2 separate regions of the Homo sapiens genome follow, and region 2 is linked to region 1. A link is a loop called in an ENCODE intact Hi-C map of the cell type or tissue named here. Cell type or tissue: Caco-2. All regions are shown on one strand. Links, peaks and the distances in the headings refer to the core of each region. The heading gives the core; the rest is flanking DNA.

Region 1 (4,593 bases), core at 145-4,144:
CCTTTCTTTTGAATGAGCAGTTTTGAAACACTCTTTTTGTCGAATCTGCTTTGGATATTTGGAGCACTTTGGGGCCTATGGTGAAAAAGGAAATATCTTCACATAAAAACTACACAGAAGAATTTTGAGAATCTTCTTTGTGAGGTGTGTGTTCATCACACAGAGTTGAACTTTTCTTTTGATTGAGCAGTTTGGAAACACTCTTTTTGTGGTATCTGAAAGTGGATATTTGGAGCGCTTTGTGGCCTATGGTGGAAAAGGAAATATCTTCATATAAAAACTAGACAGAGGCATTCTGAGAAGCTGTTTTCTGATGTGGGCATTCATCCCACAGAGTTGAACTTTTCTTTTGATTGAGAAGTATTGAAACTCTTTTTTTGTAGAATTTGCAAGTGGATACTTGGAGGGCTTTGAGGCCTATGGTGGAAAAGGAAATATCTTCACATAAAAACTAGAAAGAAGCATTCTGAGAAATTTCCTTGTGATGTGTGCATTCAAATGACAGAGTTGAACTATTCTTTTGATTGAGCAGTGTGGAGACAGTCTTTTGGTAGTATCTGAAAATGGATATTAGGAGTGCTTTGAGTCCTATAGAGTAGAAGGAAATATCTTCATATAAAAACTAATCAGAAGCATTCTGAGAAACTTCTTTGTGATGGGTGCATTCATCACACAGAGTTGAACCTTTCTTTTGATTGAGCATTTTTGAAAAACTCTTTTTGTATAATCTGCAAGTGCATATTTGCAGCACTTTGAGGCCCTTGGTGGAAAAGGAAATATCTTCACATAAAAACTAGACAGATCATTCTGAGAAACTTCTTTGTGATGTGTGCGTTCATCTCACAGAGTTGTACATTTCTTTTGATGGAGCAGTTTTGAAACACTCTCTTTGTAGAACCTGCAAGAGGATATTTGGAGCGCTTTGTGGCCTATGGTGGAAAAGGAAATATCTTCCCATAAAAACCAGACAGAAGCATTCTGAGAAACTTCTTTGTGATGTGTGCATTCATTACACAAAGGTGAAACTTTCTTTTGATTGAGCAGTTTGCAACACTACTTTTCTAGAGTCTGGTATTGGATATTTGGAGCGATTTGCAGCCTATGGTGTAAAAGAAAATATCTTCACATAAAAAGTAGATAGAAGCATTCTGAGAAACATCTTTGTGATGTGTGCATTCATCCCACAGTGTTTAACCTATCTTTTGATTGAGCAGTTTGGAAACCTTCTTTTGGAGAATCTGTAAATGGATATTTGAAGGGTTTTGAGGACTATGGTGGAAAAGGAAATATCTTTACATAAAAACTAGGCAGAAGCATTCTGTGAAACTTCCTTGTAATGTACGCATTCATCGCACAAAGTTGAACCTTTGTTTTAATTGAGCAGTTAAGAAACACTCTTTTTGTAGAATCTGCAAGTGGATATTTGGCATGATTTGCAGCCTATGGCTTAAAAGGCAATACCTTCATATAAAAACTAGACAGAAGTATTCTGGGAAACTTCTNNNNNNNNNNNNNNNNNNNNNNNNNNNNNNNNNNNNNNNNNNNNNNNNNNNNNNNNNNNNNNNNNNNNNNNNNNNNNNNNNNNNNNNNNNNNNNNNNNNNCATGCTTGTTAAGAGTCATCATTACTCCCTACTCTCAAGTACCCAGAGACACAAAACACTGCGGAAGGCCACAGGGACCTCTGCCTAGGAAAGCCAGGTATTGTCCAAGGTTTCTCCCCATGCAATAGTCTGAAATATGGTCTCATGGGAAGGGAAAGACCTGACCATCCCCCAGCCTGACACCGATAAAGGGTCTGTGCTGGGGAGGATTAGTAAAAGAGGAAGGCCTCTTTGCAGTTGAGATAAGAGGAAGGCATCTGTCTCCTGCTAGTCCCTGGGCAATGGAATGTCTTGGTGTAAAGCCCAGTTGTATATTTCATCTACTGAGATAGGGGAAAAATGCCTTAGGGCTGGAGGTGGGACATGCTGGCAACAATACTGCTCTTTAAGGCATTGAGAGATTTATGTATATGAACGTCAAAAGCACAGCACTTTTTTCTTTACCTTGTTTATGATGCAGAGACATTTGTTCATATGTTTTCCTGCTGACCTTCTCTCCGCTATTACCCTATTGTCCTGCCACATCCCCCTCTCTGAGAAACGTCCGATAATGATCAATAAATACTAAGGGAACTGAGAGACTGGTGACGGCGTGGGTCCTCCGTATGCTGAGCGCCGTTCCCCTGGGCCCATTTTTCTTTCTCTATACTTTGTGTCTGTGTCTCTTTTCTAAAGTCTCTTGTTACACCCAACGAGAAACGCCCACAAGTGTGGAGGGGCAGGCCACCCCTTCACGTGTGCACATGGTGTGTGTGCTGTTTATGTGGTGTCTGTGTGTGGGGTGTGTGTGCGTGTGCACATGGTGTGGTGTGTGCAGTGTGTGTTATGAGTGACTGCTTCTCTTAGCATGTGGACATCAGTCTTCCAGACCAGCTTTCTCCATGTGTCTGGGAACATAAGAAACAAGTTTCTGCAATAATTGTTACACAGCTTTTCCAGAGAGTTACCAAATCTCTGTCGTGAGTGGGTATCTGCATCATTGCAGGAGGGAATGTGATGTCCTGGCTTGGCTCACACCCTCTGAGGGCTTAGGCAGGGTTCCTGCTGGATCCCTCACTGTGGCCAGAGAGGAAGGGCTCTGTTTCACCACAGGGCACCAGAAGAGGACTGGTGCGTGGGAAGACCAGGTAATCATAATGGTATTAATAATAGTGGTAATAATACTGTTTTATACATTGTATATGTCATAAGGATTTTAACTTTCATCTAATATAATTGTTGTAAAAATTTCCCCAGTTTGTTTTGTGCTATTTACTTGGTGTTGAAATGTGTAAGAATTTACGTTCTAGGTACGTTAGGTTTATCCCTTTTTATATAGTTTCTGTTTGCAGTTTTGATTTTAGAAGACATTCATTCATTCTCAAGGTCATAAAACACAGGTACATCTAATTTTATTTTCTCTCTTTTTTTTTTTTTTTTTACATTTAATACTGGAATTAACTTTTATGTAAGTTGTGGGACCAGGATTCAATTCTATCATTTTATATTCTCAAATCATTACCCAATATTTTAACATCATAAATGCAAAAATCGCTCTGTTTTGTGGGTTTAAATTATTACCCTGTTACTAGATAAAATTACACTCAATTTCTGTGTTTTTGATTCTCTTTCATTAATGTGTTTATTTTTGTGCCATTTCAAATTTGTTTAATTTTGAATACTAATAACAATCTTAAATATCTTATAGTAAATTTTATAAAATTGGCTCTCATGTGTGTTCAATATGTGGATTTAAAATAACATTTTCTTCTTCGAAAATATTTTTCTTGGAATTTTTATTGGAATTTGAGCATATTTTTAAATGATTTACAGCAAACTAAAGAGTTAATATTATTGAGTTCTCTCATCCAGAATGTGACATGCAAATTCCTCAAAACTCCTTTAATGCCATTTAGTCAAAATTAATATGTTAAATCAATATAAATTAATATAAATGAGTATAACTAATGATTAAAATAAATTAATGTGTTTGGCTCCACGTTTCTGTCTTCTGCCTTCTATCACTGATGTTTTTTATTCCTATCCTTGTTGTTTTCTATAGTTTCTTTTATTATGTATTTTTCTATCTTGTGATTTGAAAACTATATGACACATTGTAATGTTTTAATTTTTCTAATTTTTTGCTCTTAATTTTAACTAATTTTATTTTTTAGAGAAGTGCAGGTTCACAGCTAAATGGAGCAGAGAGTACAGACTTCTCATATGTCCCTTTCCCCACACACAGCCTCCCCACTACAGCTTCCTGCCTCACAGGAGCACACCTGTGACAACCAGGAACCTATCTTGACCCTTCAGTATCACTCAAAGTTTACAGTGCACATTCATACTTATTTACTCTTCACATTGTACTTTCTGAGTCTTGACAAAAGTATAATGGCAATGGGATATTATTCACCGCTAACAGGAGATGATCTATCAAGCCACAAAAAAATACATGGAGGAAACTTAAATGCATATTGCTAAAAGAAGAAGCCAATCCGAAAAGTCTACGTACTGTTCGATTCCAATTATATGACGTTCTGGAAACGGTGAAACTATGGGAACAGTAGAAAGATCAGTGGTTGCCATGGACCAAGGGGAAGGAAGAGATGATACACAGAGCACAGAGAATCTTCACGGCAGTAAAACCATTCTGTATGATACTGTAATGGTAGATATATACATTTGTAAAAATCTATCTTAATTTTAATCTTTTAAATTACGTTTGTTCTTTTTTTTTTTTTTTTGATGGAATCTTGCTCTGTCGCAAGGCGGGAGTGCAGTGGCACGATCTCGGCTTACTGCAACCTCCGCCTCCAGGGTTCAAGCAATTATCCTGCCTCAGCCTCCCGAGTAGCTGGGACTACAGTTGCCCACCACTGCGCCGGGCTAATTTTTGTATTTTTAGTAGAGACTGGGTTCACCATCTTGGCCAGGCTGGTCTCGAACTCCTGACCTTGTGATCCACCTGCCTTGGCCTCCCAAAGTGCTGGGATTACAGGCGTCAGACAT
Region 2 (4,593 bases), core at 167-4,166, 120 kb after region 1:
TAGAAAAAACGATAAGGTGTTCAGAGTACAAACTTTCAGTTATAAGATAAATAAGTTTTGGGGGTCTAAGGTATAGCTTTAAAATGTAGTTAATAACAGTGTTTTGTATGCTTAAAATTTGCTACAACAGTAGGAGACCTTAAATGCTCTCACTACAAAAAACATAACCATGTAAGGTGACATAAATATTCATCAACTTAATTGTATTAAACATTTTACAATATATATACCTATCAAACTTTTGTAATATACACAATACATAATTATGTAATTTTTATTGGTCAAAAAATTAATGTTATGTACACATGCATATATTCCCATAAGTGTGCATAAAGCATATATAAAACATATACATATATATCAATTACATATGTTATGTAAATACTTGTGTGTGTGTGTGTGTGTGTATATATATATATATATACACACATACATATCAATGACAAAAATCCTAGTAAGCTTCAAACTAAACAAGAGAAAACTATAAAATGATAACTATTTAAAAATCAAGAAAAAAATGGGTATTTAATACATGCTCAGCAATATTCTAAGTTCCTCAATGGCAAAGTACATGTTTTAAATGTAGAAAGTAGATACATTAAACCGTATTACAGTTTAGGAATTATGGCACAGAGTGTTTACAGTGTTAGCCTCAATACATACCAAAAACTTAAAATTTTGAAGTAAGATAATATTTGGTTTTATTATATGGGGCAGAGGCTTAGTGTTCTGATTAAATTATTGAGTATGAATTTCTGTAGAATCACATTTGAAACCTTCACAGGATATGAAATTATAAAGCAGAAAACATACGACATCTGGATGTGGTGTTTCTGGGATTTCTAAACCAAATCCCAATATCTCCACTACTCTCACACATTTTAGACAAGACTCAAAATGGAAATTAGAAAATGTTTAACATAGAGTTCCTTAAAAATCACAAACGACCCCATGTCCTCAAAAGCAATAAAACAGCAAGCAGCCAGGTCCTCCAGTCCCTTGTAAGCCATGCAAAGGGCTTTGATTTTCTTTGTAACCTAGAAGAATGATCGTTGAAGGGGAAGTCCAGTCCTAGAAAATTGAAGAGCAAGGGGCAGAAGATGTCTGTCTCTAATGAAAGCAAGAGAAAGAAATCAGGGCTTCTCGGAAAAGATTTCCATTGGAGCATAGCTTCGCAAACCACACTTTAGGATCTGGCTTTCTCCTTGACCTTTGGTCATCTCATCTGTGTCATCTGCCTTATTCACTCCCACCTATTTGGATGTTTGGCTACTATCTCCTGTCTCCTCACACTCTGGGGTTTTTTCTTTTACTCAATGTAGGTGATCAGGTTTAGCTTAGAGAATAGCCAAGTACTCTGTATTAGAAAAAGTAATATGACTTATGCTGTGATTTTCCAATTACTACTTAGTACTGTACTCAGTGGAAAAAACCAGAACATTATAAAAGAGTCTAAAAATGTAATACCAAATACTATTTCCTCACAGAAACGTTATGATATTTAAAAACTTTTCTAAATTTGTGGGTCCTTAGCTCCACAACCCAGTGCTGCTGAATCAAAACTTCGTGGTGGTTGGCTGGGCATGGTGACTCACAGGGCTGATCACAGCACTTTGAGAGGCCAAGGCAGGCAAATAACTTAAGCGCAGGAGTTTGAGGCCAGCCTGGGAAACATCGCGAGACCTAGTCTACGGGATGAGGGTGGGGAGGAGCGGGAAAGGTGGTGGTAATGGGAGGTGGTAATGCGATTATAAGGTGTGGGCAACCATATTTTGTGCCTCTAAATTTGTGGAGTTACCATTAATCTAAAATTAGGGATACAGATCAGCTGAAGAAAGAAAACGATTTATGTCGAGATGAAACCTCCTCGTGGGGGTCTGCAGCTGCAATACCGCCAGGTGGCAGCATCCCACCTCTTTTGCCTGGCTGCAGCCCCACCAGGAGCCCGGCTCCAGCCAGGGCGCTGCAGCAGGTAGTAGACCTGGAAGGCGCAGGTGCGGGTTTCCTGCCCTCCGGGGTGTCTTCCCGCTCCCCGGACCCCAGGCAATTCAATTCATTCATCAAGCGCCGCCGCAACCATCGAAGTTGGGGCAGCAGGTCCCACAGTTGCCAGCCAAGACCTCGGCTCCAGAACCCGTGGGCTGCTTTCCCCGGGGGAAGGACATTGTCTTCGCCAGCCACGAAGAAATCCGTCCCTGTGCACCCTGTTTCCCATTGCCACCAATGTCGTGTAAACTCTAGTCCCGAGGACACGAGAGAGACCCAGACCTGGCCCCGTGGACAAGCTCGGTGCTATAGTTCCACCAGTTGGACGGGTGCACTCTACAAATCTCGGGGCCCACCGCATCAAGGAGACAGAAAGAAGCAAACAAAGGAAGGACCATATGAAACGCACCTCCAAAGAAACCAACCAATCCAAGAAAAAAAAAAAAACACGTCTCAGGGCTCCGTTGGTTTTCCCGCGTGGGCGGCCCTGACCCCGTGTTCTAGCCTGGCCCAAGCACCCTCCACCTCACCCTGGCCTGCTCAAAGTGCCCTGTCTACCTGAGCAGAGCCTCCCTCTCCAAGGCTGTGTCTCTCTCGCTCTACAACTTCCTCACCCTCTCCCTTTCTCTACATCCCCCTCCAACTCTCGCTCTTCTGTCACCTTCTGTCTCTCTCCCCCTCTACTTTTCTCTCTCTCCCCGCATTTCTATCTCTCCATCCCGGTCTCCCTAGCTCTCTTTCAAGCTGTGTCTGTGTCTTTGTCTGTATGTCCTTGTGTGTGTGTCCGTGTGTGTCCGTGTGCGTGTGTCCATGTGTCCGTGTGTGTGTCTTTGTGTGTCCGTGTGTGTGTGTGTGTCTGTGTGTGTGTCCATGTGTGCCTGTGTGTGTGTCGGGGTGGGTTTGCTCGTAGTAGTGTTGGGGTGTGTCTGGGTGTCCGTCAGCCCCTTTCCCGGGATCAGGCTGCCGGGGCTTTAGTGCCAGCGCGGGGCAAAGCAGGCCCTTCCTGTCCCGTTGGCCACGGGCGGGTCCTCGTCGGGACAAGCGATGATGGTGTGGGCATTGTGAGAAAAAGGTCCTGCGGGGCTGGGCCGGCTGTTCGCCCCTGGGCAACCCTGACGGCTCTGGGTGTGTGGGCCAAGAGGGGGCCTTGCAGGAGGGGTGGTGAGGGATCCAAAACAATTTTTCCGCGGCAAGGTGGAGGACCAGAGGGGATCCCAGAACTGTGGGCCCCGGGCCCTGAGGCCTCCAAGCACACCCTGTCCTGAGCCCGCCCGATGTGTTGGAAACTCGGGAGCTCGCGAGCCGGGGGAAGGCCTGGAGTGTCAGCAAAAGGGAGGCCGCCTGGTGGGCCTGTAGTCTGGGCAGGGGACTGAGTCATCACGGACTGATGAGGGATTCCTGTTTCCTGCAACATGGGGAGTCTCCAAAATGGCCTGTTTGGAAACGAAAGGAGAGCGAAGACACGATGCTGCGTTTCCATGCTTCGCTGGAGGTTTCTGTGTCCCCACAGAGCTCGGGAAACAAACAGTCAACATGGTCACGCTTTTGGGGGCCAGAGACACGTGAGCAGCAGGACCCCTTGCAGAGGGCAAAGGAACGTGGAATCCGGAATCTTGGCTCACTCGGCTTGAGTGTGACTCCTGTGTGGGTGGGAGTATCTGCCTTGCGCTCTGTTGCAGGCTCAGCATGGGGATATGTCATCTGTGAACCCTGTGGATGAAAAACGGACAACCATTCAAGTCTCTGCTCTGTTCTTTGGGGAATTCGCTCATTCCCTGGGAGGCGGAAATCCTCTGAATCGCTCCCGGATGAAGTAACCCAGGCTGGCGATCCAGTGGGCAGGTGAGAGCCCCGCAGGCCGACGCGGCTGTGGGCCGAGCACTTAGCCTGCACTGGGCACCCAACATTTTCCCGGAGTGAGAGATCCTGCTGGTCCTGGAGGCAGAAGACTGCTTTTCTCTCTGCCTTCCTCTCTCTGTTTCTTGCTCCCTCCCTCCCTCTTTCCCTCCGTCCCTCCCGCAGTTCCTCCCTCCCTCCCTCCCTCCTTCCCTCTCTCCTTCCTTCTATCCCTCCATCCTTTCCAAGGTCCCTCGGTCCATCCGTTCTTTCTTCCCTTCATCGCTCCCTCCCTCTCTGTCTCCGTTCCTCTCCCCATCTCTGCCTGAGTTCCCTCCCGCATAGAAAGGGCAGCACCCGGGTTTGCGCGGGGTCTCGGGTCTGCATTTAGCTGTCAGGCGCTCCATGGTGATGCCGAGGAAGCTGGCGGGACAAGGGTAGGCGAGTGACGGTGTGGGGGGGAGGCAGAGTTGGAGAGACGCGGAAAGAAGAGCAGATCTGGCGCCTGCCCGGGCCAGTGTTTCCCGGGATGGAGGTCTCCGCCCACCCCACTGAAGAACGCAGTGGGGGGCAAGAGGGAAGGGATGAGAACTCTACCTAGGCTAGTTAGAAAACCTAGGCTACTGCCTGCTAGCCCGCGCATGAGCAGTAGACAGTCCGCCTCCCGGTACCTGGACGGGCCCTGGGATCCCCGGGATGCTCAGAAAAGAATGACAGCCCTCCTCTGAGTGGAGTCTCTCACGGGACCTGGAACTCAGGGATCCTAGGCAG

The links. Peaks named below come from ENCODE experiments on the same cell type or tissue, not always from the same donor. Only the 100,000 strongest peaks of a DNase experiment are listed, where the experiment ranks them.
Region 2: it touches region 1 in a loop (16-fold over the local background); 1 of 110 quality-filtered maps calls a loop at or near these places.

What each region holds. Positions count from the first base shown.
Region 1 is chr20:29,881,760-29,886,352 of GRCh38, reverse strand. No RefSeq gene overlaps it. Among named protein-coding and RNA genes, the nearest start is that of FAM242B, 340 kb to the right of the region's middle. In Caco-2, for the core only: no CTCF peak of the experiment used is centred there; DNase peaks (open chromatin) are centred at 1,782 and 2,632.
Region 2 is chr20:29,762,477-29,767,069 of GRCh38, reverse strand. It overlaps LOC124904968 (a long non-coding RNA gene), which reads right to left and starts at 4,449. Exons shown (of 2, transcript XR_007067752.1): 1 at 4,180-4,449; 2 at 261-3,696. It also overlaps the pseudogene DUX4L36. In Caco-2, for the core only: a CTCF peak has its summit at 1,897 (motif pointing right); a DNase peak (open chromatin) is centred at 1,919.